3 separate regions of the Homo sapiens genome follow, and regions 2 and 3 are each linked to region 1. The links are chromatin loops, found by intact Hi-C in ENCODE. Cell type or tissue: endothelial cell of umbilical vein. All regions are shown on one strand. Links, peaks and the distances in the headings refer to the core of each region. The heading gives the core; the rest is flanking DNA. Region 1 has its middle 60 kb from the start of CMTM8. Region 2 has its middle 21 kb from the start of CNOT10. Region 3 holds the start of CMTM6 (CKLF like MARVEL transmembrane domain containing 6).

Region 1 (10,310 bases), core at 1,269-9,268:
CTACATAAAGATAAAGGTGTTAGTTATGATAAAAATATCATAAACCAAAAGGCAAACGACATTGAAAGTATTTTTTTTACATTTTATCGTAATAGCTTTTTAATATATAGGAAATAAAAATCAATAAGCAAAAGGTACGACCCAGTAAAGTTAAATAGGGCAAAAGACACATACAGTTATACAAGCAGAAATACACAATCCTGTCTACACCTGAAAAGTCTCGTGGAAGCAAAACTGATCTCTTGCCTCCGTTAAGTCCCATGGTTAGAGGAAAACAAACATTTTGAACCCTCTCTAATTCTAGCCCCCCAAATAAATGAACTCTTGAGCATTTCCTGTAAGTTGCTGACTACTTAATGCAAACAACTTTATCCCAGACTTTTGCAAAACTGCTGTCTGAAGACTACCCCAGCCTTTGTAGAAATGATAACCCCGTAAGAAAATTGCCGGTTTTCTGTCATGAACACACCAACTACAAATTCAGTAACCTTGGTAAGTTTGCAGTGTTTGCTGTTAATGACCTGTTGTGTTTTTTATCTGATGAGCAGTTCCTTCTGAGGTCCCTGTATTTCTTGCAAGTAAACTTTTTCCTTTTCTAAATTCTATTATCTCCAAATCTTCAACTTAGTGATACTTAAATGCAAATTGAAAATATGAAGATGCCATTTTCACCTATTAAATGAGCAAAGTTGTATTTTTCCAAGATATTGCTCAATGCCAGATGGATGGGCACTAACCTGGGCACTCATACGTGGCTGGTAGGCAGTTGAGTCATATTTATTGAAAGCTTTCAAAATCTACCCTTCAAATCCTGTAATTCTACCACTAGCAATAGACCAATGGATATAATTAGGTTGTGTATCCCCAAATTAAAATAAAACTCTAAAAATGCCATCAACTTATACATGGTTAAATATATTCCCTAAGGATATTTAATACTATGGGAAAATGCTCTTGGTTTAATACAAAATGAAAAAAAAGATGAGATCATACAGGGTGATTGAAATTTTGACATTGAAACCATATATATGGCATCCAAAAAATCAAGAGGAAAAATAAAGCATTTTAATTACTACCCTTTTCCTTTCTTTAAGAAGAAAAAGAAATCATTCTATTCTGCTGACATTTAATAACAGAGAACAGTAAAACTTCTTAAGTTTAATTAATTTAGAATCACATATAATGTTCTGTGTTAAAGTGGATGAAACTGGATGTGATGGTTAGGAATGAAGAAAATAAACAAGACGGGGCAGAGAAAGAAAAGGGAGAGGTTGGGCACAGCGGCTCACACCTGTAATCCCAGCAATTTGGGAGGCTGAGGCCAGTAGATCACCCGAGGTCAGGAGTTCCAGACCAGCCTGGCCGACATGATGAAACCTCGTCTCTACTAAAAACACACAAAAAGTTAGCTGGGCATGGTGGCACAGGCCTGTAATCCCAGCTACTTGGGATGCTGAGGCACGAGAATAGCTTGAACCTGGGAGGCAGAGGTTGCAATGAGCCGAGATTGCGCCATTGCACTCCAGCCTGGGTGACAGAGTGAGACTCAGTCTCAAAAAAAAAAAAAAAAAAAAAAAAAAGAAAGAAAGAAAGAAAAAAAAAAAAGAAAAGGGAGTGGAAGACAGGCATGATAGTACAGGAATGCAGCAGAGTGACAGACAGACTTGGACACCTAGGCATAATGATCAAATGAAATCAATCCATGGTGTCCTGTTTCTCTCTTTCTCTCTCTCCCCCCTCGTTCTCTCTCTCCTACTCTACACACACACATACACACGTATACACACACACCCCAGCCTGTTGTTTCAGAAAGCTGTCATAGAAACCAATGAAGAAGTCAGCGCTGTGAATCAACAGGAACACAGATTCTTCTGCAGATACATGTACTAAAGTTGAAAGAAATGATGTTCACATCAAATCCTTGTCAATAGAGCACATGCAGGAACATGCACGCTGGAGTTTGCAAAGGACATCAGAGATGTCTCAGAAGTTGCGATCAGTTGTTCTGGAGGAAAAATAAATCACATTGCAAGCGGCTCAATGCCCTTCTGTGGAAATTGCCAATAAGCATTGTGTGCATACTCCCACCTCCAGGAGGCAGGGACCTCAGGCCAGGTTACTCGATTATTTATTGGAGATCTGATTTAAAAGAATGAAACCAGTTTAAAAAATAAAAAAGGCAGGGCAGGGGAGTAGGCAAGGACTAGCTGAAAGAAAAGAACAGGCAGTTATTTACAAAGGACACGCACATGCGCACAGACGCGCAGGTGCAGACCTGTAATGTGATCAGAAAGGCAGTGTACCAGAAAATGAAGCAAAAGTCTTTAGTGAAGATCAAAACCAGAAGTAATTGTCCATGGCAGGCCCGGGGTACTGTAATGCTAAGCAAGCCATGCTGGCTTCTGTGGGCACAGAACTCACCACCCACGAAAGATCTCTGACTTGCTGGGTTAAAGGAGGTCTGTCCTCTCTCAAACTAAGACTCACACCCTGGATTGCCCAGGTTTGAGAACTCTTTATCAGATTAAAAGCCTCTAAGGAATCTGCCTCAAGTAGTAGAAAAATATCCCAGATTTGGAATTAGGAAAGTGTCACAAACACAGGAGAATTAGCACTAGGTATCTGGAAAATAAAGCAGGGTTCTCTGGCCCAGTATGAGAGAAATAGATCAAGTTAACAGCGTAGTCATTTAGGTGCTTGTGGAGAGACCCCAAGAAGCGATTTGACACCTGTATGTGCCCTTCCTGGTGTGGATTTCAGGAACCCCGGGGCCTTTGATTCTCAGGTGGTCACTCCTTTCGGTAAGTCAAGGTGACACAATCTCTGAGGTGGCTGAAAAGACCATAGCCAGAAAGTCCAGAGGATGCACACACATACCTGTGAGTTGGATAATGGCAGGATGCACGGTGCAAACACCACGCATCCCTCTCCTGTTTCCTTTAACTCCAAGAGAAGTGACCTCAATCTGGGGCATTACTGTGCCACTATCTGGAACAGAAATGGGGCAGGGTTGTAAATGACAAGGAAACATAGGCAACCCCCCCCAGTAAGGTGGCAAAGCCTTTTGTGGATACAAAGGGTGGATGCTGAACTCCTCACCCCCACCCATGAGAAGGTTACTGTGGTGACTGCTGTGTGAGCCCAGTGACAGGGAACAGAAACACATGCGTTCAAGGAAATCGTCGGAGGGATGAGAAGGGAGAGAAATTGATTTGACAGCTTGTTGCTGCCACAGCTTCCTTAGCAAAGATAAGATCAGGATGGGGTTTATTTAAAAAGAGACATCCTGATGTCTACCCAAGATGTCCATTCTTATTGTATTTACTCTGTTGGCAGGAGTAAGGAAGAAGTCACTTTTGGGTAAACGCTGCTTAAAGTAGTAGCCATTCCAAATTTGCAGAGCAAATTTGTAAACGGAGAACTGAAAATGAACCAAGAAAAACTAGCACATCCTTGGCAACCTACCCTTCACAGGGCTTCAGCTGTGTTTTCTTAGAAACACAAACCATCTTTGTCAACAGAGCCTTGACACCCACTCATAAGGTGTACTGGCCGTCATACTCCAGTCCCTTTAAAAAGGGGCCTGCAGCTCCTTCACCGAGAACCAGTCAGTTTTGCTTAACAGAATTGCAAATTTGGTGGCTTAAATCATGTAGACTAAACATCCCTAAATGAAAGTGGTTTACAGAAAAAAGTTGGGATTGCTCCTCAAAGATCTCTGCATCAGGTCTGGCTGTTCAGTGGGATCCCGTGGGAGCTCTGGAGACACTCTAAGTCTGGGACCCACTCTAGAGCAGTGAAATCAGAATCTCGGAAAGGCGGGCAGGTCCTTGGCATTGTTCCCAAAGGCTTCCAGGTGATTTCAACACTCACCCGGGTGAGAAAGAGTGGTCCAGGGCGGAGCTTGTCAAAGCAAATGGGCACAGGACTCACCTGGGGATCTCCTTCAAGTTCAGAGTCTAATCCAGACAGGTCTGCGAGACGAGAGTGAGTTTCTAACGAGCTTCAGGTGATGCTGATGCTCTTGATCCCAGGCCACACAGGATAACAAGGGTCCCCAGGCCTACCTCTTTAATTATAGGGATTGGAATGGAGGATTTTCACCAATGAAGTACAGTTCAAAGCCAGTCAGAAACTTTTTGATCATCATGGTAAAAACAAAACAAAACAAACAAAACCAACTTTATTTATGTGTGAGGAGAGGTCAGGGGTAAGCAATCAGATCAGATGAGTAGAAATCAGATGCTATTAAAAACAGTTTTGAATTTCAGTTACATTTTTCAGTAAACATTACTTCAACTGATGAATGGGAAAACAATGTAGCATATCCCTACGATGGAATATTATTTGGTCATAAAAAGGAATGGAGTTCTGATACATACTACAACATGGATAAACCTTGAAAAATTAGGCTAAATGAAAGAAGCCAGTCACAATAGACCACATATTATATGATTCCATTTATATGTCCAGAATAGGCAAATTGATAGAGACAGAAGGTAGGTTGGTGGTTGCTTAGGGTTGGGGATGGGGGAATAGGGAAATGATAGCCAAAAGGTGAAGGTTTTTTTTTTTCAAGTTGGTGAAAATGTTCTAAAATTGTAACAAAAACCCATCGTACACTTTCAATGGTTGAATTGTATGATATATGAACTACATCTCAATAAAACTGTTATAAAATACTGGAAGATCTTTGCAGTGCATATAAGCAACCAAATATACAAAGGATATATATTTTAAATGTATTGCATATACTATATTATAGTCTTTAATATATTATCTTTATATAATATACAAGCATACATTATATATAATATAAAATATTAAGATTATGTAAGGACAGACTTTCAGGAGCAAGTCAACTCAAAAAAAAAAAAAAAAGGAAGAAGAAAAGAAAAGGAAAACAGAGGAAATGCACAGTCAACTCACAAAAGGAAATTGGAAGGCCAACGAACACAAGGAAAGAAGCTCAACATCTTTGGAAATCAGGGAAATGAACATTAAAATATCAACCAGATACCATTTCAGACCTATCAGATTGGCAAAAACCTACACAAATTAGTATGGCAACACCAGGTGATGCCAAATGTGGAGAAATGAGAATTCTTCTATACTAATAATGGTGGGAGAATAGATTGGTCCAAGTTCTTTGAAAAGCAATTTAGTAATATTTTAGTAAATTTGAAGATGTGAGTATCCCATGGCTTCCTAGTATATACCCATGAGAAAGTCTCACTTAGGTACACAAGAGGCATGCACAGAAATATTTCCCATTTTGTTTCTTTATTAGTAAAAAAAAAAAGAGAACCTTCAAACAACCTAAATCCCATCAATAGGGAAATGAATAACTAGAATGGGATTTATTCATATAATGGAAAGTAAGACAGCAGATAAAAAGAAATGAATTTGAGCTATTGTATGCAATAAAAATATTTAAAATAGAATTCATATTTTATCTCCTTCAAAATGAGACTAAATAGAGCAAAAGTATAGGAGAAAGTCGAGTTGATAAATATATATATTGCTTGCATCTGGCACACCATCACTCCTGCCACACTGCATTGGCAAAGCAAGTCACAAGAGCAAAGCCAGATTTGAGGGCCTGGGAGATATACCGTGTCTGTAAAGCCTGTAAAGTCTTGTGGCAAAATGCATGGATTCAGGGAGGGATGAAGTGGAGCCAAGATCTACTACATCACTATGTCATTTGTTCTGCCAAATCGCCATGTCATGTGCCTATTTCCAGACAGGAACCAACTGGAACAGAGCATCCCCTAGTGGTCATCTGTGGGCTAGATACTGAGGACACACAGTATCAGTAGAACCTCTGGCTTAGGGAGAACTGCCCAGTCACCAGAACACGTTGTATGCACAAAATGATCAGTAAGATATTCAACTTGAAGCCACAATTGACCCATGTGTTGAAGGAAAGGTAGGACTAAGTGTCCAGTGGAGACAAGGATGCTCTGGGAAGGAGAGGTGCCTTGAAGAAAGACTGGTGGTAGCCATACCTCTGTGCCTTTGTAAAATGGGACTATTACCACCTTCCCTGAAATAAGTTATAGGAAAGGGCCCGACACATAGTAACCGCTCAGAAAATGTTAATAGGCTCCAGAAACTGAGCTGTAATCCCGATCTGCATCCACATCCCACTCACTTTTCCAGCTACCACGGCACTGTCCCTTCTTCCCCCACTCCCAGGCTTTCTGCCATCACAGAGCCTTAGCACATGCTGCTACCTTTACCTGGAACACCTCTTCCTTCCCTATTTAATTCCACCCCATCCTGCTACATGGGTCGAGGGTCACTTCCTCAGGAAAGCTTTCCTTGACCCTAGTTACAACTTTGCTTAGCACACGACATGTCCTCAATAAGTATCTGTTAAATGAACGTTGTTGGTTGAATAACCCTTGCGCAGTGCTGCCCTCAAGTGATTATCCTGGGTATTGCAATAATTAATTTCAAACGGTTGTCACACTTAGGACGGCAGGATCAATGAGAACAGAGTCCTGAATGAGTAAGTCCTGAGCAATGGGATGCAAGATTCATAAATTACCCGCAAGAAATGAAATGTGAACTTCTGAAGTTCAGGCCTCACCCTGGACACTGTGCTGGGCTTAGACTCCCGCTTCTTCCTTCCTGCCACACAGATACTTCCTTCACCCAACTCTGGCTTCAGTAACTGCCTGGACACTGGCCTCACCCAACATCTCTGCTCCTCATCCCCTTTTGATCTGTTGTCCAGAGTGTCCTCTTGCTTCCTGCACATCTCCCCACAAAGGTCCCAAGCAATTCCATCCAAATATGGATTTGTCATTTTCTCTCTGGGTTCTTTCCATCATGAAGTCCCCTAATATGTTCAGGGAATTGGGAAAAGCAAATGACATGTTTTCTGACTTCTCAAGAAACCCAAGATAAAAGATACTATTTACAGAAAAGAAAATTAAGGCCTAGGGGGAAGTTAGCTCCCCAAGTTCACACAGGTCTAAAATTTGAACCCCCACCTGACTCCAAAGTTCTGAAACTAGAGATGGACTAGTTTTAGGGGGTTATGACTTTAAGAAAAATAAAAATCTATGAAAACAAAGTTTGGTACAGGGCCTTAGAAAGGATTTACACAAGTGAGGGTCTTGAAGCTTACATTTCATTAGCTTCATGATTACACAGCATCCTAGTGAAAATTATGCTGTCTCCAAAGATAACAGACAAGCAAACCAGAAAGATTAGGATGCAAAGAGGTTTTATCTTTCCTACCACTCTCCTTGCTGAAACTGCCTCCTTTAAAAGTATTTCCCAGGTGTGTTCCTGGAATCTTTCCTAAAAGCAGAAAGCAGGAAGCAAGTGTTTTTGCTTTTGTCAGAATGTCAGTGTCAGAATGAGAGACAGAAGAAAACAGAAATTTAGTAAAGATGTTCATAAGTGGGTCTCCGACATCAAGGAAGAGAAAGAGATCAAGAAGCAACAAAAGTCCCCCAGACATCTAGGTGGACACAGGCCAGCAGTGAAAGTAAAGCTGCTGTATGTCAAAATGTGTGGTCTGGGAGTTTCCGGATAGCTGAACACATGGAGGTCCCCGGAGGCTGGCGTGCCCAGGGAGGGCGTAGAAGCTCCATGCCCCTGGCCCCATACCTGACCCTATGCATCTCTTCATTTGTATCCTTTGTATTCTGGGGACTCACATTTTGCTCCAGACCTCTATTTCCCAGGCTTTGTCCCCTTGCAGAGAAAGGCCGCATCAACTCTATTTTTCCTGTTTAAAAAATTTGCCTGCTAACCTAGGGATTGACAGACTTCAAGCCAAATCTGACCCACTGTCTATATTTGTAAATAAAGTTTTATTGGAATAACAAGAAGAAATTGTGGTCTGTTTTGAGTTTAAAAGTCAAAGTGAAACGTAGACACTGGGCGCTTTCTAGTACAAATTTAGTTTAGTTCATAAGAAATACGTGTTCTTCTAAAAACTTGACCAAAATGCCATAGGAATAGTGATGTCTTTCACAGCATGCCAACTGCCTAGGGAAGTTATTCACGAAGAGCGACCTCTAGTGGGCAAGGGTCATAGTTAATTAGAACCTGGAACTCTCCCAGAAAAGCATCTTACCCCCATTTCAGCTTGTTTTGACAACAGCTTGAAGAGGTTTTGAATAAATAGTGAATTTGTGATTAAAAAAATGTTTCTTGTTTTAACATTCGTTATAAACATCTCATTTACATGAACATTTCTGTGACTATAAAAACTTTCAAGGCCAGGTGCGGTGGCTTACACCTGTGATCCCCGCACTTTGGGAGGCCGAGGTGAGTAGATCACCTGAGGTCAGGAGTTCAAGACCAGCCTGACCAACATGGTGAAACCCCGTCTCTACTAAAAATACAAAAAACTAGCTGGGCGTGATGGCGGGTGCCTGTAATCCTAGCTACTTGGGAGGCTGAGGCAGAATTGCTTGAACCTGGGAAGTGGAGGTTGCAGTGAGCCAAGATTGTGCCATTGCACTCCAGCCTGAGTGACAGAGCAAGACCCTGTCTCAAAAAAAAAAAAAAAAAAACTTTCAGTACCAACTATTACAACTATATAGTAAGATGGCTGCTTTAACACAATTGTAGTTTTGAATAACAAAAAATTTTATTTTTTACAGTGAAACTGACAGGAGAGACATAAATTATTAAGTACAAAGGCTCACATTTCTGGGACTTATTTGGTTCAATTTAGGTCTCTGGTTATTATAAAGAATTCCCTAATAGAGGCTGTAGAGGTAATTAGGAACAGAAAGTGAGGTCAGAAGCATAAATTGCAGCCATCTTTGTGAAGGGGGATTTGGCGGTTTCCATTAAAGTATAGAACACACATACCTTTGAGCCAGCAATTCCGCTTCCAGGATTTTATGATGTAGATTCACTCATATAAATGAGCAGAAATCCATGTGCAAGAATGTTTTCTGCACCAGTTATTATAATAAAAAGAAAACAAACATTTATCTGTAATAAACTAAGGAAGAGTCATAGAAAATGATGCAGATATGTAGAATGATGTAGGAGATTATATTGATACAGAAAGTTCAATATTAAAACTATTAAAAAAGTTTTAAAACAGTATTGTCTTAAAATATATCGCATGCATGAACACAGTACATTTATGAAAGTCTGCAAAAGAATTGAATGATTACACTTTCAACCCTTCACATCATTGTTTGCTTTTGCTTAACTATGAACACCCATTACTCAAAGGAGTTAATGTAGTCTTATCTAAGAGTTAAGAACACAGACTTTTAAGCCAAACTCCCCAGGTCCAAAACGTGGCCTCATTAATTACTATCTCTGTTATTTGGACACGTTCTTTATCCTCTTTGTGCCTTAGTTTCCCCATCTGTATATGGGGGTGATACATTTTTATTAATGTTCATCTATGCAAAGCACTTAGAACAGTGCTAAAAGTGGGCCAGGCATGGTGGCTTATACCGATAATCCCAGCACTTTGGGGGGCCAAGGCAGGAGAATCACTTGAGGCCAGGAGTTCAAGATCAGCCTTGGTAACATGGTGAGACCCTGGTTTCACAAAATATTCAGAAATTAGCTGGGTGTGGTGGCTCATGCCTGAAGTCCCAGCTATTGGAAGAAGCTGAGGCAGGAGGAATGCTTCAGCCCAGGAGTTGGAGGCTGCAGTGGGCTAGGATCGAGCCACTGCAGTCCAGCCTGGGCAACAGAGGGAAACCCTGACTAAAAAGAAAGAAAAAGAGCAGTGCTGAAAGTGTTTCGCTACTGTTATTTTAACTTACAATTTTAAAAACTAGGTGTTGATATATTAGGGAAAATTGGGTGAAGGGTACCTTTGCAATTTACTATGAATCCGTAATTATTTCAAAGTAAAAAGTTAAACATGCAGTTATTAAAAATAACTGATATAAAAGATTGTCAAGATGTCATGTTAAGTAAAAAAAGCAAGATGTGTAACAATGCATCAAGTAAGCTCAATTTTATGTAGAGAAATGGGGAAGGGAATGAGAATATATATATTTTGCTTATGTGTGTGAAATGAAATTCTAGAAGAGATTGTTAAAAACTAATAACTACTTGGGAAGCAGGCTTTATTTTTGAACCAAATGACTGTGTTACCTATTGAAAAATTATTTAAAAATAAGACTAGTAACAAAAATGCAAATAACACTTCCATCATAGCATAAAAGCATTTCCATTTGTAACGAGTCAAATAACACCAATTTGACAAATAACAGGGTGCATTGAGTTCAACAGTAAAGTACTTTCCAGTGGCACTATTTCACTCACAATGTGTACAATTCAGACAAGTTTAATTCCTA
Region 2 (10,310 bases), core at 809-8,808, 490 kb before region 1:
TAGAATTAGAAGTAAAGCCTGAACATGTGACTGAATTGCTGCAACCTCATGATAAAACTTGAATAGATAGGAGATGTTTCTTACGGAAGAGTAAAGAAAGAGGTTTCTTGGCCAGGCGTGGTGGCTCACACCTGTAACACCAGCACTTTGGGAGGCCAAGGTGGGCAGGTCACTTGATGTCAGTAGTTCGAGACCAGCCTGGCCAAAATGGCGAAAACCTATCTCTACTAAAAATACAAAAATTAGCCCAGCGTGGTGGTGGGCGCCTGTAATCCCAGCTACTCAGGAGGCTGAGGCAGGAGAATCACCTGAACCCAGGAGGTGGGGGTTGCAGTGAGCTGAGATTGCGCCACTGCACTCCAGCCTGGGTGACAGAGCAAAACTCGGTCTTGAGAAAGGAAAAAAAAAAACGTGGTTTCTTGAGACAAAGTCTACTCCTGGTGAAGATGCTGTGAACATTGTTTGTTTTGTTTTGAGATGGAGTCTTGCTCTGTTGACCAAGCTGGAGTGCAGTGGTGTGATCTCAACTCACTGCAACCTCCACCTCCCAGGTTCAAGCGATTCTCTTGCCTCAGCCTCCTGAGTAGCTGGGATTACAGGCACATGCCACCATGCCCGGCTAATTTTTGTATTTTTTGTAGAGACAGGGTTTCACAGTGTTGCCCAGGCTGGTCTTGAACTCCTGAGCTCAAGCAATCTGATTGCCTCAGCTTCTGCAAAGTGCTGGGATTACAGATATGAGCCACTGTAACCCGGCCAGTGATCACTGTTGAAATGACAACAAATAATTTAGAATATTACATACATTTAGTTAATAAAGAAGTGGCATATTTGAAAGAAGTTCTACTGTGGGGTGAAATGCTATCAAACAGCATCGCATGCTGCAGAGAAATCTTTCATGAAAGGAAGAGCCCATTGGTGTGACAAGCTTCATTGTTGTCTTACCTTAAAAATTGCCACAGGCATTCCAACCCTCAGTAACAACCACCCTGATCAGTAAGCAGCCATCCACATGGAGGCAAGACCCTCTAACAGCAAAAAAATTACAAATGTGTTGAAGGCTCAAATGATTATTAGCATTTTTTAGCAATAAAGTATTTTTATTTTTCTTGAGACAAGGTTTCGCTGGTCACCCAGGCTGGAGTGCAGTGGCATGCTCACTCCTGCACTCTTAACAGACTTAAGCTATAGTATAAACATAATTTTTATATGCACTGGGGGACCAAAAAATTTATGTGGTTTGGTTTATTGCAATACTTTATTGCAGTGATCTGGAACCAAACCTGCAATATCTCCAAGGTGTGCCTGTACTATTATTTAAAGCGTAGAACTTATCCAAATTTCAGCAGTGTTTCCAATGATGCCCTTTTTCTGTTCCAGGATTTCACATTCACATAGCATTTAGTTATTATTTCTCTTTAGTCTTTTTGTTTTGTTTTGTTTTGTTTTGTTTTGTTTGAGACAGTGCCTTACTCTGTAGCCTAAGCTGGAGTGTACTGGCATGATCGTGACTTACTGCTGCCTCTAACCCCAGACTCAAGGGATCCTCTCACCTTAGCCTCCTGAAGAAAAAAAAGAGGTGAGTGTGGTGGTGTGTACTTATAGTCCTCCCAAGTAGCTAGGACTGTACACACACATCGCCACACTCACCTCATTTTTTTGTTTTTTTGTAAAGACGAGGTCTCACTTTGTTGCCCAGCCTTCTCCTAGTCTTTTGTTGCTGTTATTTTAGAGTTAGGGTCTTGCTCTGTCACCCAGACTAGAGTACAGTCACACAATCATAGCTTACTACAGCCTTGACTTCCTGGGCTCAAGTGATTCTCCTACCTCCTCCTCTCTAGTAGCTAGGATTATAGGCATATGCCACCATGTCAAGCTAATTTTTTCAAACCTTTTTTTTTGAGAGACAGAGCCTTGCCATACCGCCCAGGCTCTGAGTCTCTTCTAATGTCCTCAGTCTTTCTTTATCTTCCAATGATCTTGACAGTTTTTGAAGACTACTGGTCAGTTTGGAGAAATTTGGAGAACGCCCCTCAATTTGGGTTTGTTTGATGTTTTCTCATGGTTAGAATAAGGTTATGCATTTTCGGAAAGGATATTACAGAAATACAGCCATGCATTGCTTAAGGACAGGGATACCTACTGAGAAATGTGTCATTAGGTGATTTCATCATTGTGTGAACATCACAGAGTGTATTTACACAAACCTGGATAGTATATCCTACTACACACCTAGGCTATAGTGTAGCCAATTGCTCCCAGGCTACAAACCTGAACAACATGTTACTTTACTGAATACTGTAGGCAATTGTAACACAATGGTAAATATTTGTGTACCTAAACATAGAAAGGACACAGTAAATGATAGTATAAAAGATAAAAAATGGTACACCCTTATAGGGCACTTGCCATGAATGGAGTTTGCAGGGCTTGAAGTTACTCCGAGTGAGTCAGTGAGTGAGTGGTGAGTTAATGTGAAAGCCCACGACATTGCTGTACACTTCTGTAGACTTTATAAGCACTGTACACTTAAACTACACTACCTTTATAGAAAGAAAATTTTTCTCTTTATTATTTATATATTTATTTATTTGGAGACAGAGTTTTGCTCTTGTTGCCCAGGCTGGAATGCAGTGGCACGATCTCAGCTCACTGCAACCTTCGCCTCCCAGGTTCAAGTGATTCTCCTGCCTCAGGATCCCGAGTAGCTGGGATTACAGGCACATGCCACCACGCCCGGCTAATTTTTGTATTTTTAGTAGAGATGGGGTTTCACCGTGTTGGCCAGGCTGGTCTCAAACTCCTGACCTCAGGTGATCCACCCGCCTTGGCTTCCCAAAGTGAAACGATTACAGGCGTGAGCCAACACACCCGGCATTATTTACTAATTTTTTTTTTTTTTTTTTTTGAGACGGAGTCTCGCTCTGTCGCCCAGGCTGGAGTGCAGTGGCGCAATCTCGGCTCACTGCAAGCTCCGCCTCCTGGGTTCACACCATTCTCCTGCCTCAGCCTCCTGAGTAGCTGGGACTACAGGCGCCCACCACCATGCCCGGCTAATTTTTTGTATTTTTAGTAGAGACAGGGTTTCACCTTGTTAGCCAGGATGGTCTCGATCTCCTGACCTCGTAATCCACCCGCCTCGGCCTCCCAAAGTGCTGGGATTATAGGCGTGAGCCACCGCGCCTGGGCTATTTATTAATTTTTTAATTAAAAAAAAAGAGACAGGGTCTCACTATGTTGCCCAGGCCAGTCTCGAACTCCTGGGCTCAAGCGATCTTCCCACCTTGGCCTCCCAAAATGCTGGGATTACAGGTGTGAGCCACTGCACCTGGCCAGAAATTTATCTTCAATGATAAATTAACCTTAGTTAACCCTATAATAACAATGCCTGGCTGGGTGCAGTGGCTCACGCCTATAATCCTAGCACTTTGGGAGGGCAAGGCAGGTGGATCACCTGAGGTCAGGAGTTCGAGACCAGTCTGGCCAACATGGCAAAACCTTGTCTCTACTAAAAATACAAAAATTAGCTAGGCATGATGGCGATGCCTGTAGTCCCAGCTACTTGGGAGGCTGAGGCAGGAGAGTTGCTTGAACCTGGGGGGTGGAGGTTGCAGTGAGCTGAGATCGTGCCACTTCACTCCAGCCTGGGCAAAAGAGCGAGACTGTCTCAAAACAAACAAACAAACAAACAAAAACAGTGCCTGCCTTTGGAATACCTGCTGAGGAACCTGCCTCAGGCTGTTTTACAGTTAACTTTTTTTGTAATAAGTAGAAGGAGTACACTCTAAAATAATGAAAAAAGTACAGCATAGTAAATACATAAACTAGTAACATAATTTTTAAATATCATTACCAAGTATTATGTGCTGTACATAATTGTATGTGTTATACTTTATTTCCGCACAAGAAAGAAATGAACTTTTGTTTTTTTTTTGGAGGTGGAGTTTTGCTCGTCACCCAAGCTGGAGTACAATGGCGCAAACTTACTGCAACCTCTGCCTCCTGGGTTCAAGCAATTCTCCTGCCTCAGCCTCCAAAGTAGCTGGGATTACAGGCATGCACCACCACTCCTGGCTAATTTTTGTTTTATTAGCAGTGACGGAGTTTCACCATGTTGGCGAGGCTGGTCTCGAACTCCTGGCCTCAGGTGATCCACCCACCTTGGCCTCCCAAAATGGTGGGATTACAGGCGTGAGCCACCGGGCCCGGCCAGAGCCCTCTATTGACATGTGTCTGCACAGTTATCATGCAAAGGAAGACAAGTTACATGTAAAAAGATGGTGGTTGTAATATGCTTTGAAATAGCAAAAAATTGGAAAATATCTCACAAGATCATTGTGGAAGATTGGCTAAATAAATGAAGACAACTCCATACCACGGAATACTAACTACCATTAAGGAAAAGGTAGAGAAAACAATTTAAAAGGGGAAAATATATATGAAAAACAATGGTTTTCAAAACATTGACTATCAGCTTATAAAGGACAGTGATCCTTGTGGACGTGCATTTTACATATGTATTGAATATCTTTGTGCCTTTGCTTGTACATGCTTAACTTGAAAACATACATTTACCATTGACCACTAGGTGGTATCATAACACAAATTATTCTACAGCCAGGGTAGGCATTTATTTTATTTTATTTTATTTTTATTTTTTTATTTTTTATTGATCATTCTTGGGTGTTTCTCGCAGAGGGGGATTTGGCAGGGTCATAGGACAATAGTGGAGGGAAGGTCAGCAGATAAACAAGTGAACAAAGGTCTCTGGTTTTCCTAGGCAGAGGACCCTGCGGCCTTGCGCAATGTTTGTGTCCCTGGGTCCTTGAGATTAGGGAGTGGTGATGACTCTTAAGGAGCATCCTGCCTTCAAGCATCTGTTTAACAAAGCACATCTTGCACCGCCCTTAATCCATTTAACCCTGAGTGGACACAGCACATGTTTCAGAGAGCACAGGGTTGGGGGTAAGGTCACAGATCAACAGGATAAGAATTTTTCTTAGTACAGAACAAAATGAAAAGTCTCCCATGTCTACTTCTTTCTACACAGACACGGCAACCATCCGATTTCTCAATCTTTTCCCCACCTTTCCCCCCTTTGTATTCCACAAAACCGCCATTGTCATCATGGCCCGTTCTCAATGAGCTGTTGGGTACACCTCCCAGACGGGGTGGTGGCCGGGCAGAGGGGCTCCTCACTTCCCAGTAGGGGCGGCCGGGCAGAGGCGCCCCTCACCTCCCGGATGGGGCGGCTGGCCTGGCGGGGGCTGACCCCCACCTCCCTCCCGGATGGGGTGGCTGCCGGGCGGAGAGGCTCCTCACTTCTCAGACGGGGCGGCCGGGCAGAGACGCTCCTCACCTCCCAGACGGGGTCACGGCCGGGTAGAGGCGCTCCTCACATCCCAGACGGGGCGGCGGGGCAGAGGCGCTCCCCACATCTCAGACGATGGGAGGCCGGGCAGAGACGCTCCTCACTTCCTAGATGGGATGGCGGCCGGGAAGAGGCGCTCCTCACTTCCTAGATGGGATGGCGGCCGGGCAGAGACGCTCCTCACTTTCCAGACTGGGCAGCCAGGCAGAGGGGCTCCTCACGTCCCAGACGATAGGCGGCCAGGCAGAGACGCTCCTCACTTCCCAAAAGGGGTGGCGGCCAGGCAGAGGCTGCAATCTTGGCACTTTGGGAGGCCAAGGCAGGCAGCTGGGAGGTGGAGGTTGTAGCGAGCCGAGATCACGCCACTGCACTCCAGCCTGGGCACCATTGAGCACTGAGTGAACCAGACTCCGTCTGCCATCCCGGCACCTCGGGAGGCTGAGGCTGGCGGATCACTCGCGGTTAGGAGCTGGAGACCAGCCCGGCCAACACAGCGAAACCCCGTCTCCACCAAAAAAATACGAAAACCAGTCAGGCATGGCGGCACGCGCCTGCAATCGCAGGCACTCGGCAGGCTGAGGCAGGAGAATCAGGCAGGGAGGTTGCAGTGAGCCGAGATGGCAGCAGTACAGTCCAGCTTCGGCTCGGCATCAGAGGGAGACCATGGAAAGAGAGGGAGAGGGAGACTGTGGGGAGAGGCGAGAGGGGAGAGGGAAGAGGGAAGAGGGAAGAGGGAGAGGGAGAGCCAGGGAAGGCATTTTTAAACAGGTTTCTTTTTTTGAGTGTCTGATAATGTCTCTCAAAACTGTCAGGTTTAAACCTTGTAGGTCCAATTCCAACATGAATGTAAATAACTTAGCTGAACTACATACATAAGTAACCACATAGTGAGACTGACTGGGGTCTGTGTTCCTCCATTCAACCTGTATTTGTTGTGTCTGTGATGGATTAGCCACTATCTTTCTGATATATTTCAGAGAAGAAATATCTCTTCTCTCACTTACTTCTGTCTGGACTACCAGATATCCCTATGCATACCATCTCTTGTTTCTCTTCCTCAGTCCAGCTGGTTCAGTCTGAGAATTTTACCGACTGTGGGTACACCTTCCACCTTTGCTCTTTCATTTATCAATAAAACCAAAGAAAGAACAATAGTCCTTTTCCTTAGGGTGGTACAAGGAGGCCAAGGCCTCACTATTTATAGCAAATAATGCAAATGGAAATAAACCTAGGTATCTTCTCCTGCAGGTAACTTTGTTTTGGATCTTTGCTACTGTTTAACTTCCTTTGGTGACTAGCCATATTTCATTAACCTTGCAAGCAGTTGAACCTTGCTCAATTGCAGGAAATGCTGGGAAATCCCACTCAGCTGTCCCTACATCTTGTCCCAAAGCACTTGTAGACTGGCAAGGCTTGTTACCTGACTTCCTGTCATGGTAATTTGCTTTATTTCATGTCCCTTATATTTTATTTCTTTTTTTTTTTTTTTTTTTTTTTTGAGACAGAGCCTCACTCTGTTGCCCAGGCTGGAGTGCAATGGCATGCTCACAGCTCACTGCAGCCTCAACCCTCTAGGCTCAAGCCATCCTCCCACTTCAGCTTCCCTAGTAGTTAGGATTACAGGAATGCACCTCCATGTCCAGCTAATTTTTGTTTGTTTGTTTTTGTAGAGACAGGGTTTCACCATGTTCCATGTTGCCCAGGCTGGTCTCGAACTCCTGGACTCAAGCAATCTGCCTGCTTTGGCCTCCCAAAGTGCTGGGATTACAGGTATGAGCCACCATGCCGGGCCATATTTCATTTTTAATTGACTGATAATAACTGTATATATTTATGGGGTAAACTGTGATGTTATGAAACATGAATACATTGTAGAATGATTAAATCAGGCTAATTAACATATCCGTCACCTCACATACTTATTTCTTTGTGATAAGAACACTGAAAATCTCCTCACTGAGCAATTTTGAAAGACATAATCCACTATTATTAACTATAGTCACCATGCTGTGGGGTAGCTCACTAGAACTTACTCTTCTTGCCAGACTGAACCTTTGTGCCCTTCAATTAACAGTTGTTTCCCTCTCCACTCCCTCCCCTCAGCCCCTGGTAATCACCATTCGACTCTCTACTTCTATTAGCTCCACATACAAGTGAGATCATGGGTTATTTGTTTTTCTGTTCCTGGCTTAGTGCACTTAGCATAATGTCCTCCAGCTTCATCCAAGTTGCCACAAATGACAAAATTTTCTTTTCTTTTTTTGGGGGCTGAATAGTATTTTATTGTGTATATATCTCACATTTTTACTTATTTATTTATTTACCTATTTATTTGTTTTTTGAGATGGAGTTTGCTCTTGTTGCCCAGGCTGGAGTGCAATGGCATGATCTTGGCTCACTGCAACCCCCGCCTCCCAGGTACAAGCAATTCTCCTGTCTTAGCCTTCCAAGTAGCTTGGATTACAGGCATGTGCCACCACGCCCATCTAATTTTTTTGTATTTAGTAGAGACGGGGTTTCACCACGTTAGTCAGGCTGGTCACGAACTTCTGACCTCAGGTGATCCACCCCCATCGGCCTCCCAAAGTGCTGGGATTACAGGTGTGTGCCACCGCTCCTGGCCTATTTTTTTATTTTTATTTTTATTTTATTTTACTTTAAGTTCTGGGATACATGTGCAGAATGTGCAGTTTTGTTACATAGGTATACATGTGCCATGGTGGTTCGCTGCACCTATCAACTCATCATCTAGGTTTTAAGCCCAGCATGCATTAGTTATTTGTCCTAATGCTCTCCCTCCCCTTGCCCCCGATCCCGCGGTGTGTGATGTTCCGCTCCCTGTGTCTATGTGTTCTCATTGTTCAACTCCCACTTATGAGTGTCAACATGCGGTGTTTGGTTTTCTGTTTCTGTGTTAGTTTGCTGATGTATGATGGTTTCCAGCTTCATCCATATCCCTGCAAAGGACATGAACTCATTATTTTTTATGGCTGCAATATATCTCATGTTTTCTGTATCCATTTATCCCTTGATGAAAACCATGATAAGATATCAACCCACATCTGTGAGAATGGCTATTATCAAAAAGACAAAAGAGGGCAAGGCGTAGTAGCTCAGGCCTGTAATCCCAGCACTTTGGTAGGCTGAGGTGGGAGGATCGCTTGAGCCCAGGAATTCAAGATCAGACTAGGCAACAGAGTGAGACTCCATCTCTATAAAAATTTAAAAATTAGCCAGGTGCAGTGGCATGTGCCTGTAGTCCCAGCTACTCAGAAGGCTGAGGCAGGAGGATCCCTTGAGGTCAGGAGGTACGGTTGCAGTGAGATGATTGCGTCACCACACTCCAGCCTGAGTGGAAGAAGGAGACCCTACCTAAAAAAGAAAAAAAAAAAGAACAATAACAAGTGGTGGAGTAAAAGGTAACCCTTGTATATTATTGGTGAGAATGTAAATTAGTACAGCAACTATGGAAATCAGTATGGAGGTTCCTCAAAAAACTAAAAATGGGATTATCATATGATCCAGAAATCTCACTACTGGGTATATATCCAAAGGAATTGGCCTGGCACGGTGGCTCACGCCTGCAATCCCAGCACTTTGGGAGGCTGAGGCAGGCAGATCACTTGAGGTTGGGAGTGCAAGACCAGCCTGGCCAACATGGTGAAAACCCGTCTCAACTAAAAATACAAAAATTAGCCAGGTGTATGGCAGGCACCTGTAATCCCAGCTACTTGGGAGGCTGAGGCAGGAGAACCACTTGAACCTGGGAGGTGGAGGTTGTGGTGAGCTGAGATCACACCACTCCACTCCAACCTGGGCAACAGAGTGAGATTCCATCTCAAAAAAATAAAAATAAAAATAAAACAAAAGAATTGAAATCTGTACATTGCTGGACGCAGTGGCTCACGCCTGCAAATCCCAGCACTTTGGGAGGCCAAGGTGGGTGGATTGCTTCAGCCCAGGGGTTTGAGACCAGTCTGGGCAACATGGTGAAACCCTATCTACAAAATAAATACAAAAATTAGCTGGGTGTGGTGGTGTGTACTTGTAATCCGAGCTGCTCGGGAGGCTGAGAAGGGAGAATCACTTGAGCCTGGGAGGTGGAGGTTGCAATGAGCCATGATCATACCATTGTACTCCAGCCTGGGTGACAGAGTGAGACTCTGTCTCAAAAAATAAACAAAAGAATAAATAAATAAAAATAAAAGAAATCTGAACATTGAAGAGATATTTGCACTTCCATGTGCATTGCAGCATTATTCACATTTGCCAAGATACAGAAATGACGTCTACCATTCTTGATTGGAAACACCTATCAGCCTGAAGTATGTGTCAAGGTCTCTGTACCTTACACCTGTCTTCTATGAAGGGTTTAGCCCCTGGCAAAGTATTATAAAGTAGGGGGGATTTTCAAACTAGAGGTTAGGGAGAGGGGGATTGACAGTCTTGTTAGCTTTAGTGAGAGATAGCAGAACCCTGGTAACTGATGTGGGAGTTCCCTGCTGGTTTGTATTCCATTTAACTCTTTTTTTTTTTTTTTTTTTGAGATGGAGTCTCGCTCTGTCACCCAGGCTGGAGTGCGGTGGTGCGATCTCGGCCCACTGCAAGCTCCGCCTCCTGGGTTCACATCATTCTCCTGCCTCAGCCTACAGGCACCTGCCACCGCGCCCGACTAATTTTTTGTGTATTTTTTAGTAGAGACGGGGTTTCACCGTGTTAGCCAGGACGGTCTTGATCTCCTGACCTCATGATCTGCCCGCCTCGGCCTCCCAAAGTGGTGGGATTAAAGGCATGAGCCACCGCACCCAGCCTATTTAACTCTTTTGAGAGAAAACAGAAGGTGAGAAACCAACAAGGTGCACAAAGATACTTAGTGTTAATCTACTTTTGGTTTGTGAGATTATCAACAAATCTTGGCCGGGCGCAGTGGCTCACACCT
Region 3 (10,310 bases), core at 1,472-9,471, 320 kb before region 1:
AAAACCCTCCTAAGGGTCATCTGATCGTCTAGGGAAAGACAATTTTCTTTGAGTTAGTATTTATTACTGAGTTGGGCCCAGATTCCATAATTAAGGTATTAATTATAGAAAATTGGTAAATTGCAAATTATTTTTGTTAGAGGGAGATAAAAATGATTTATCTGTGTTAGAGTTCATCACAAAGATAACAATTTTATTTTCCGGTAAACCATAAACCAGTTTTGGATTTAACCTAGCAATCTTATCTTAGCATTATTTTTTTTCTTTCACTGAATACACACACACACACACACACACACACACACACACACACACCCCTCTCATAACCGCCTATAAACCAGTTTTACATTCTTCTGATTACTTAACTAATAAATTAGGTTGTTTTTTTTTTGCAATTTTATAACTTTGATGTATTTGACCATCAGCAATTAGTTCTCATCCACATTGACTGTCTGTAGATTTTTGAAAGTGGTAACCGGTACATAGGTAACCAAAGTATAGAGCTTATTTGGTGAATCTTCATCCTTATTCTGGATAATCGCACACGGATTCGGTATGAGACATTCCTTATTCCTTTGGCCCAGACAGCTTTGTTGAGCCTGGTAGCAACGCACATGTCTGGAGCTACCATCTCCTTCATGGCAAATTTCCGAATCTCTTTGAGTGCCCAAGGGGCACACTTCTTGAAGCGCACTCCATGGGTGCGCTTGTGAATGTTGATGGTGTATTCTTGGGTCACCACCTCGTTGATAGCAGAACGGCCCTTTTTCTTTTGGCCACCCTTCTTTGCGGAAGCCATTCTGTTGGGTCCAAGTTGGAAAGGCAATATTTTATTTTATTTTATTTTTTTAAGACAAGGTCTCACTCTGTCACCTGGGCTGAAGTGCAGTGGCACAATGGCACAATCAAGGCTCACTGTAGCCTCAACTTCCCGGGCTCAAGCGATCCTTCTACCTCAACCTCCCAAGTAGCTGGGACTACAGGCATATGCCTCCACACTCAGCTAATTTTTTTTTCTTTCTTTCTTTTTTTTTTTTTAGAGATGGGGTCTAGTCTGGTCTCGAACTCCTGGACACAAGGAATCCTCCTGCCTGGATTACAGGCATGAGCCCAGCCTATTAATAAATTAGATAAATCTTTGAAGCAGGCTTACTATATGCTTGTATGAAAGTTATCTTTTTAATTTTTTGAAATTTGTACTTTGACATCAATAAGAGTTACTGCCTCCTATATTACCTCTCTGTTATTATTCTCCCTCAATCTCCTTGTTACCCAGACTTGAAATATTGGCACCTGCTCCAGTTCCTTTCTTACTCTCTAAACAAATCAGTCCTCAAATCTCACTGGTTTTACCTCCAAGGTTCTCTTGGTGCCATCCCCATGATTAACGTCAGAGTTTAAGCTTCTATTCCCTCTCTCCTGAACTTTTACAATAGCCCTTACTTGGATCTCTGTAACCACTGCGCTCAAGGCTACTAGAAAAATATCCCCAAGGAAAAGCTCCGATCATTTCACTCCCCTTCCTAAAACTCGTTGGGGGTTCTTCATTACCCAACAATAATGGAAAGGCCCAGTTCCTTAGCTTGATTTTCAAAGCCTTCCAAAATTTGATCTCGAGCTTATATTCCTTAACTACTCTGTCCTTTCCTGCTCCCTTCATTCACTGTGCCTATGCACACTTTCTTTGCCTTCCTTCATACCACCCTACTGCCTGAATACTTTCTGCCCTGTATCTGCATGTCCAAACCGAAGTATAGTTTAACCCCATCTTGAAGCTCCACTGTAGTGATCCTTTAAACTGAAAGTTATTTCTCTCTGCTCCGAATTAGCAACATATTTAATTTGTATCTCTTCTATAACACATATCTCTTTCTATTTTGTAACATAGTTCTTTGTGGACATTACTGTGGTATCATTGTAGGATAGCGTCTATAATCTAACTTTGTATCCACAGTATTGCCTAACTGTGCTAATACCGATAAGAGGGCCAGTGAAAAATTGTTTAGCAGGAACTGCTGAAAAAAATTAAACTCTGAACTGAAAAAGTAGTACTGAGGCAGGATAGGCAGTCAAGGAAGTGCCCATATCCTCAGGACGCAGCAACCATGGTGACCCCAACAGTCAACACAATAAGCCTCAGCATTTGAATTGTGATTGAACTCAGTCGAGCAAAGCTATCTTCAGTAGGAAATTTCTTCTATAGAGAGCATGAGCACTTTGATTTTACCTGTCCTCAAACTGACCTTTTGCTCATTATAATAGCAAAAAACATGCCCTTGGGTGGAGATTTACAATGCTAATGGGACACCTGAGGGAGGAACATGGGTGCACAGCTACTGCACATGTGCAGCCAGAGGACCAACCAGAAGATGCTTACTACTAGGTTGGTGCAAAAGTAATTGTGGTTTTTGCATTTAAAGTAATGGCCAAAACCGCGATTACTCTTGCACGAACCTAACGGTAACACTTCTTCCCACCTCCTTATGAATAATCATGCAAATAATACATGATTAGCAATAACCTCCAGCAATAATCAATGTTGTCTCATCCTTACGAGCAGCCTGCCCTGAATTCTCTCTCTCTCTCAGGGTGTGATGTCTATTTTGTACTTAGCTTTCAAAATTTTTTTTTCTTTTGCAATAAATTATGCTGCATCTCTTTTGCTGTATGTCTCTTGTTTAAATTCTTTTAAACTAAGAAGACAAGAACCAAGGTCTTGCAACAGCCTCCAACACTACCACATTATTTTTTGAATGGCTGAAGTCCCATCAAATTATGTTCCCCAATCGCTCTCTCTTCTTGTGAATGTTTTTCTTTCTTTTTTTAAAAAATTAAATATCTAATTTTAAAGGAGAACAGTGAATATTCTTTAAAACCTAAATTTAGTGTATCTTCCTTTCTTCTTTTTGTCGTATTTTTTTCACCATACGTAAGATTTCTCATTTCAACATAGTGAGTCCCACCATTTGACTATTGCAAGTTGTTTTATTCATTAATGAGGGTGACAGTTTTCTGTGTGAATATGCCCATCAAAAGAGTTTCCTATACAAGTATTTGCTCATGAAGCACTAACATTTTTATTTGGTCTTTCAATTTATGAAGAAAATGTAAGGGATGCCCATTTCTTTACCTGGGTGAAATATTAGTCTCTAAATCCCAGGCACCCCCAAATCAATCAGAGCAAAGAAAATATGGCACGTCTACTGTCTACTACACAATGGCTTTCACTTTTATCACATTATAAAACAGTGTTTCTCTATGTGGATGGATTTCTTCCCAGATTCACATGAAGAGCTTGTTACGAAAGTATATTCCCAAGCCCCATCTACATTCAGAATCTTTGGGGCTAGATCTCCAAGAATCTTCCTTTTTAATTAATCTCACAGATGATTCTTCGCCATGTTGGAGTTTATGAATCACAGGCTAAATTTGTGTCTTCTTCTAAAAATGCAAAGAGAAGCAGAGACCCCTAGAGAATTGCATAAGTGTGCCCTAAACAAACCAAGAGGGTTGACGAAGTCTGTTCATCTTCTCTCTTGTCTCAAAGTATCCTTGTTTCTTTGTAACTTCCTCCCAATACTTTATTTTGAAAATGTTCAAACATACAGAAATGCTGAAATAATTGTACAGTGGACACCCGTATACTTCACCTAAATATTACCATTAATATGTTACTGCAGTTGCTTTATTAGAGATCCTTGTTGTTGTTGTTTTTTTAACAATGATTTTTTTTTTTGAGACGGAGTCTCGGTCTGTCGCCCAGGCTGGAGTGCAATGGTGTGATCTCGGCTCACTGCAAGCTCCGCCTCCCAGGTTCACGCCATTCTCCTGCCTCAGCCTCCCGAGTAGCTGGGACTACAGGCGCCCGCCACCACGCCCGGCTAATTTTTTGTATTTTTAGTAGAGATGGAGTTTCACCGTGTTAGCCAGGATGGTCTTGATTTCCTGACCTCGTGATCCGTCCCCCTCGGCCTCCCAGAGTGTTGGGATTACAGGCGTGAGCTACCGCGACCGGCCTGCTTTTTTTTTTTTTTGAGACGGAGTCTCACTCTGTTGCCCAGACCGGAGTGCCGTAGCGCGATCTCAGCTCACTGCCACCTCCACCTCCCGGGTTTGAGCGATTCTCCTGCCTCAGCCTCCCGAGTAGCTGGGATTACAGGCACACGCCACCACGCCCGGCTAATTTTTGTATTTTTAGTAGAGACGGGGTTTCACCATGTTGGTCAGTCTGGTTTCGAACCCCTGACTTCAGGTGATCCACCTGCCTCGGCCTCCCGAAGTGCTGGAATTACAGGCGTGAGCCACTGCGCCTGGCCTATCACAAATCTTTTATCCATCTCTCTAGTCATCAACTCATCTTAATTTTGGATGAATTTCAAAGGAACTTTTAGACATCAGTAGTGTCTAATTTGGGATGATAGTGACTTGAAGAATAATGGGGCAATGAATCCTTGTAGCCCTGGTGAAAATACAGTGGCCTTCCTTGTTGGACAGAATTGGTGGCATCTTGGCCTTGGGAGGACATTCAGAGTGCATGTAATCAGAGACAGAAGGGTAGTTCTGGCTGGTTGTAGGTGGCCCCTGCAGGGCAGTATCTACTTGTCTCTATTCATTTGAATGGGAGCTTTTGTTTGTTACTGGAAGAAGAAAGGGAGGTTTGGGGCCACGGAGAAGATGTAGCAGCTGATGGCAGCAGAAACCCCTTCTCTCTTCCATGGGTTTTGAGACTCCAATGGAGAGATGAGTTAGAAGCTGACGTTTTCTGGGTTAGCGTTTAGCAGCAAGGTTTCGAGTCAGACTGCTTAGGCCTGCATTCCAGCTGCTCCTGGCTGTTTGACCTTGGATATGATTTCAGCCTCTTGGCCTCAGTTTTCTCATTTGAAAATGAATGTAACCGACTTTATACTGTCGAACCTACTTTATATTGTTGTGAACATCCTGTAACTCAATCAACTTCAGTTGCTAAAATATAATTACATTCCTTGACAAGTTCACACAAAATTAACATATGTGACTGTAGCAGTTGGTGACCAAGAAAGAGAAAAAGGAAATGATTTTGAAAAGTGAGCCTAAATGGAATTTCGGGAGACGCGGGAGGGAGCGATTCTGAAAGTCCTTACAGACAACTCATTGTACTTCAAATGAAATACGAATTCTTCCCTTGGTCTGCAAGGCCTCCACATTATCTGGCCTTTGCCTACATCTCCAACATCTCCTTTCCTCCCGTACTTATTCCTAGCGACACAGGCCTTTGGGCTTCAGATTGAGTCAAACTCATTTGGTCCTCGGGACATTTGCACTTTCGTGAAAGGCTCTCCCCAGAACTTTACAAGCCTGGCTTCTCACACTTTGAGTCTCATTCAATTCAAAGATCATGGTCCTCAGAGAGGCCTTTCCTGACCACTCAGTTTAGTAGTGGCCATTTAAGTAGAGCACCCAATTCTCCATCCTTTTTTCCTTCTCCTTCCTCTTCTCCTCCTCCTCCATCTTCTTTTTTTTTTTAATAAATTTATCAAGCCACCAGAAATGCTGAATCCATTATTTTCGTATCATATTTTCACGTCACTTATCACTATCTGAAATTGCTATCCATCTGTTTTCTTGTTTATTGTCTGTCTCTGTTACTAGGGATCCTGTGATTTTGGGTAGTACTTGGCTGTCACCCAAGTACCTAGAACGGGGTTCACTGCACACCGAAAGTACGCAAAAATACTAAGTGAATGAATGTCAGGAGGATGAAAGATGGAGGGAGGTGAGAAATCCATCAAAGGCTCACAGAAAGAACTCAATTCTTGGATGAAAGTCGGAAGAATCCCAACAGCTAACAAGCAAATTTGCTGAGAGGGGGCGGGGCGGGCCAAGGGCGGGGGCGGGAAGGGGCGGAGTCAGGCGGAAGCCGGGGAGAAGGCCCAGGAAGTGACGGCCGCCTCCCGGCTACCGGGGACTTCTGGAGTCCGAGAAGTCAACGGCGCGGTTGCTGCGGCCGCCGCGCTCCCCGGCCCGAGGCGATGGAGAACGGAGCGGTGTACAGCCCCACTACGGAGGAGGACCCGGGCCCCGCCAGAGGCCCCCGGAGCGGCCTCGCTGCCTACTTTTTCATGGGCCGGCTCCCATTGCTCCGGCGCGTTCTCAAGGGCTTGCAGCTGGTGAGTCCGCGGTCAGGGAGGGCGAGCCCGGGCTGGGGAGCGGGGTCTGGCCCGGGCTTGGGAGGCCGCCGAGCTCCTTCGTTTCAGCTTGGTTGTTCAGTAAAAGGAGGTTTCCACACCTCTAGTTCCTTCCCTCTCAGCCTGGGGAAGGGGGCGTTACCCTCCGCCCTTCCGCCGGGCGGCCCCTCAGTCCCAAGGCTCTCCCCATCGGGATCCCACGAACTGGGGCCACCCAGCCTGTTAGGCGGGCTCAGGAAATGCGTCGGAGACCCAAGTCAGCCACTTCAACATCTTTCACTCATCCTCTATGGCGACTTTCCTCTCTTCTCTCTGCTGCTACCCTGCATTATCGCCCACAGTGCCTGTATTTAGACTGTGAAGCGCTGTTTATCTTTCTCTGGCTCTTGCGGTTTTCCTGCTGCGAGCCCATGGGGGCAGTTTAACTTGCTGGACAAAGTCCTGCGATACCACGCGTGGCATTGAGATGTGTGTGTATGTGTGTCCGGTAAATTGTCTTCTAAAAGTTTTATATTGACTGGAAAAGAATTATTTCAAAATTGAGCAATATGGGTTCTAAGTGGAAAGTCAAAAGGACAGCTTTTTGTAAGTATGTGCGGATAGCTGAACTAGGACATGGTATGCATCTTTCCATTTTATTGAGTTTATTTTAAGCAGTTGAAGTACCATAAACCTGTTCGTGAAAACATCAAAGCATCTTTGAGATTTAAATTATTCACTTTACAGTCGTGTTGGCTCCTATGTACTGTTCCAACCACTGATGGTTGAACCAGTTTAGGAAAAATAGAAACAGTTTAGGTTCTATTTCTGCAATAGAACCAGTTTAGGAAAAATCCGAATGCTTATGATGTTTATGAGTTTTGTCTTACTTTGTTTTGTTTTTTAACCATTCTAAGTAAAAATTAGCTCATTGGTTTCCTTGGAAAGAACTTAAATTCTTACAACTCAAATGACCCGAAGTTAAATTCTTAGAACTCTAGTGACCTACTTTTATTGAATAGAAAAACAGAAGTCGGAAAATCGGCACTGCTGTTTAGCGATCAAAATGATCACATCTGCTGATGACTGGGAAATCATTTGAAAGCAAGTGATAATGTGGCCTATGGAACCCAGTAGGATCTGGCCTTATCTTTCTCCCAGTCTCCCTCTAGGTGGTTCCACACTGGCCACCTTTAATTTATTACGAGGCATCAGGGGCTCTTTCCTGCCACTGTTCCTTTGCATAAGCTGTTCCTTCTACCTTCTTCCTTCTTCCTTCTCTTCTCTTGTCAGCTGTCACATGATGATTTTTAGGTATTAGCTGTATTTCTCTGCAGTAAAGCTAAAATTTTCTACGTGAATAGTAGAACTCTTTAGAACAGAAAAGAATATTCATCTGAAGCTTTTTTTTTTTTTTTTTTTGAGACCGAGTCTTGCTCTATCGCCAAGGCTGGGGGCAGTGGCGCAATCTCGGCTCACTGAAACCTCCGCCTCCCGGGTTCAGGCAATTCTCGTGCCGAGTAGTTGGGACTACAGGCACGCACCTCCATGCCCGGCTGATTTTTTTTTTTTTTTTTGGTAGAGACGGGGTTTCGCCGTGTTGACCAGCCTGGTCTCAAACTCCTGACTTCAGGTGATTTTCGCCCTCCGGGCCTCCCAAAGTGCTGGGATTACAGGCGTAAGCCACTGCGCCCAGCCCATCTGAAGCATTCTTGCTGCTCGAAAAAAATCATCTGTATTGGTTTGCTGCCCACAAAATCTCCTGTTTTCAGTTGCCTTTATTATTTTCTTTCTAATAAAAAGTGGCAAAGCTAAAGTAAATTTTCTGATTACCTTCTTATAGTTTAGTAAACTGTAGTTTCGTATCTTTGGAATAGAACATAACCAGTTTCCTTCCTTATTGCTGTTATAGAAGAAAACATGGAACACAACCAGAAATTTTTGTGGTAAATGTTATACTTGGACACAGAGAAGATGAATTTGCCTTAAAAGATCGTTAGACTATTATTAGTTCTCCATCATTCATAAGAAGAAATGGAGAAAAAATAAAAACTAATATCTCTTTATGAAATCCATTTATTTGTTTATGGGGAAATTGTCATGTTACAGGAATGCTTTCTTTAATGTGGAGATTTAAAAGTACTTTTTCATTACTGCCTTTCACTTTGATGGTTGTCTTTTTGTTCCTTTGTTTGTTTTGATAATGTCTTATCTCTTCACAGTAACAGTATATTACAGGAATTATCCAGCAAGTCCCAAGAAGGTTACATATGAAGTCGGTAAAAGTTGTCTTCCAGCCTGGGGCTATAGGCAAGGTCTTTGCCTTAACTCAAATTCTTCCTTTAGATAGATTGGTTGTTTTACTTTAAATGTTTAATTTTTTTAAAAAACTAAACAGAATTGCGAGCTCCAGTAAGGAAACAACTGTAATGGAGAAACCCGTAATCAGAAGAGGAGGTGTTTTAACAAGGGACCTGCAAACCCTGTGAAATTTTATTCAAAATATTGTACACTTATATGTTTGAGTATATTATTCTGGACCCATAAATCTTAACAGAATCTCAAAGATCCTACAAGAGAAAAGCCTGCTCTAAAACTTAAAAACCAGACATTGTGTATATACTTAGGAAATTCTTACATTAGAGTCTTCGGAGGTTGAATTGAATTACCTCTGAGGTTCTTTGCACTCTTAAGGTTTTTTTTTTTTTTTCAAACCTCTGAGGCTCCATGGGGTTTGCTATTACAGAACTGAATTGAATATTGAAGGGATAGAGAGTGGAGCCTGTACACAGAGGAGATTAGAGATAAAAGAACGTAACTTCTCTATCTCTTGAAGTTAACATAGCTGTGTCTGCCATTTAGATATGACCTAAGTTTTGTTAAAACCCTAAGCATCCCCCAACTACCATCCACCCTTCCAGAGCTTAAGAAGAAATACTCAGTTGAGAATTTAGTGTAAGGAGTTACTGGAGTCCTAACTTTATGCAGTTTTTCAGTTTATACTATCCTTAGATTTGTCCACATGTTCATGTTTTATTTTGTGAATGTTTTTGAGGGAGTTTTTGTTTTAAGGGGAGAATTGACGTTTGGTAACCTAATTGCTTGCTGATACGCTGGTGCAGTGACCTAAATATGTGGAATTTTCTGTGCAACAAGCTCCACATTGTATCCATGCTGTCAGTTGACTATCCTGATAGCTGCACAGTACTGGAATTCTAGTCGCTCATCTGGCAAGCAGTTTTAGAAATCGCCAGTGATTTTTCAATATATTACATTATAAATAATGTTACCCTATAAGTACCAAGAAACAGATTACTTGGAAGCATTTCTTATATTGATGCTCTTTTCATTATTTAAATATGAAAACTGATGTATAGTAAATTGAAATGTTCTATTTTTACCTTGAGGAAGATCCCGTAATGTCAGCAAATTATATCTGAACCTTTGTAAGAGTAAATATTTGCCTAAGGCAAGGGAGGCCTGGCCTGTTTCTTCAGACCAATGGATTTTTAAATTTGAACTTTACTTATAACTACAAAGTTTTTAATAGTAAAGTTCATTAATTTATAATTCATATCATTTTGTAGATGGAGCTTTATAATTAATGGCAAACATTTAAAAGTTCTTTTTATAAAATATAAGTAGTAGACTGTTAAATTAATGGAGAATTCGTATTTAATATAGTGACCGTTTTAAGGAACACTTGAAATTTCAGAAAAGGTAGTGAAACTGAGGCCGGGTGCGGTGGCTCATGCCTGTAATCCCAGCACTTTGGGAGGCCGAGGTGAGCGGATCACAAGGTCAGGAGATAGAGACCATCCTGGCCAACATGGTGAAACCCCGTCTCTACTAAAAATACAAAAATTAGCTGGGTATTGTGGCGTGCACCTGTAATCCCAGCTACTCAGGAGGCTGAGGCAGGAGGTGGAGATTGCAGTGAGCCAAGATCGTGCCACTGCACTCCAGCCTGGCAACAGAGCGAGACTCCATCTCAGAAAAAAAAAAAAAAAAAAGAAGGGGTAGTGAAACTGAAATGGAGAGATAGAGGCAGGATAGTAATTATCCAGTGTTTAAATCACCAGAACTGTAAGATCATGTTTTAGTCACTGAGACTTCCCAAATCTGTTGATGTTAGCAAATTGTTTTTAATGTATGATTTAATACATT

Evidence for each region. Hi-C counts contacts between places; a loop is a spot of excess contacts. Peaks named below come from ENCODE experiments on the same cell type or tissue, not always from the same donor. Only the 100,000 strongest peaks of a DNase experiment are listed, where the experiment ranks them.
Region 2: a loop joins it to region 1, with 16 times the contacts of the local background. A loop is called at or near these places in 24 of 110 quality-filtered maps.
Region 3: a loop joins it to region 1, with 11 times the contacts of the local background. A loop is called at or near these places in 7 of 110 quality-filtered maps.

The regions. Positions count from the first base shown.
Region 1 is chr3:32,173,540-32,183,849 of GRCh38, reverse strand. No RefSeq gene overlaps it. Among named protein-coding and RNA genes, the nearest start is that of CMTM8, 60 kb to the left of the region's middle. RefSeq lists enhancers at 5,418-5,587, 5,893-6,062 and a cis regulatory region at 5,977. In endothelial cell of umbilical vein, for the core only: CTCF peaks have their summits at 5,782 (motif pointing left), 6,425 (motif pointing left) and 8,058 (motif pointing left); DNase peaks (open chromatin) are centred at 5,779, 6,399 and 8,019.
Region 2 is chr3:32,659,230-32,669,539 of GRCh38, reverse strand. No RefSeq gene overlaps it. Among named protein-coding and RNA genes, the nearest start is that of CNOT10, 21 kb to the left of the region's middle. In endothelial cell of umbilical vein, for the core only: no CTCF peak of the experiment used is centred there; a DNase peak (open chromatin) is centred at 4,569; H3K27me3 peaks cover 347 bases.
Region 3 is chr3:32,498,444-32,508,753 of GRCh38, reverse strand. It overlaps CMTM6 (CKLF like MARVEL transmembrane domain containing 6), which reads left to right and starts at 5,902. Exons shown (of 4, transcript NM_017801.3): 1 at 5,902-6,146. The coding sequence starts at 6,009. It overlaps MIR548AY (microRNA 548ay), which reads left to right and starts at 2,365; the gene lies at 2,365-2,471. It also overlaps the pseudogene RPL31P18. RefSeq lists silencers at 5,802-5,891, 5,962-6,191. In endothelial cell of umbilical vein, for the core only: no CTCF peak of the experiment used is centred there; DNase peaks (open chromatin) are centred at 6,213 and 6,313; H3K4me3 peaks cover 1,814 bases; H3K27ac peaks cover 1,059 bases.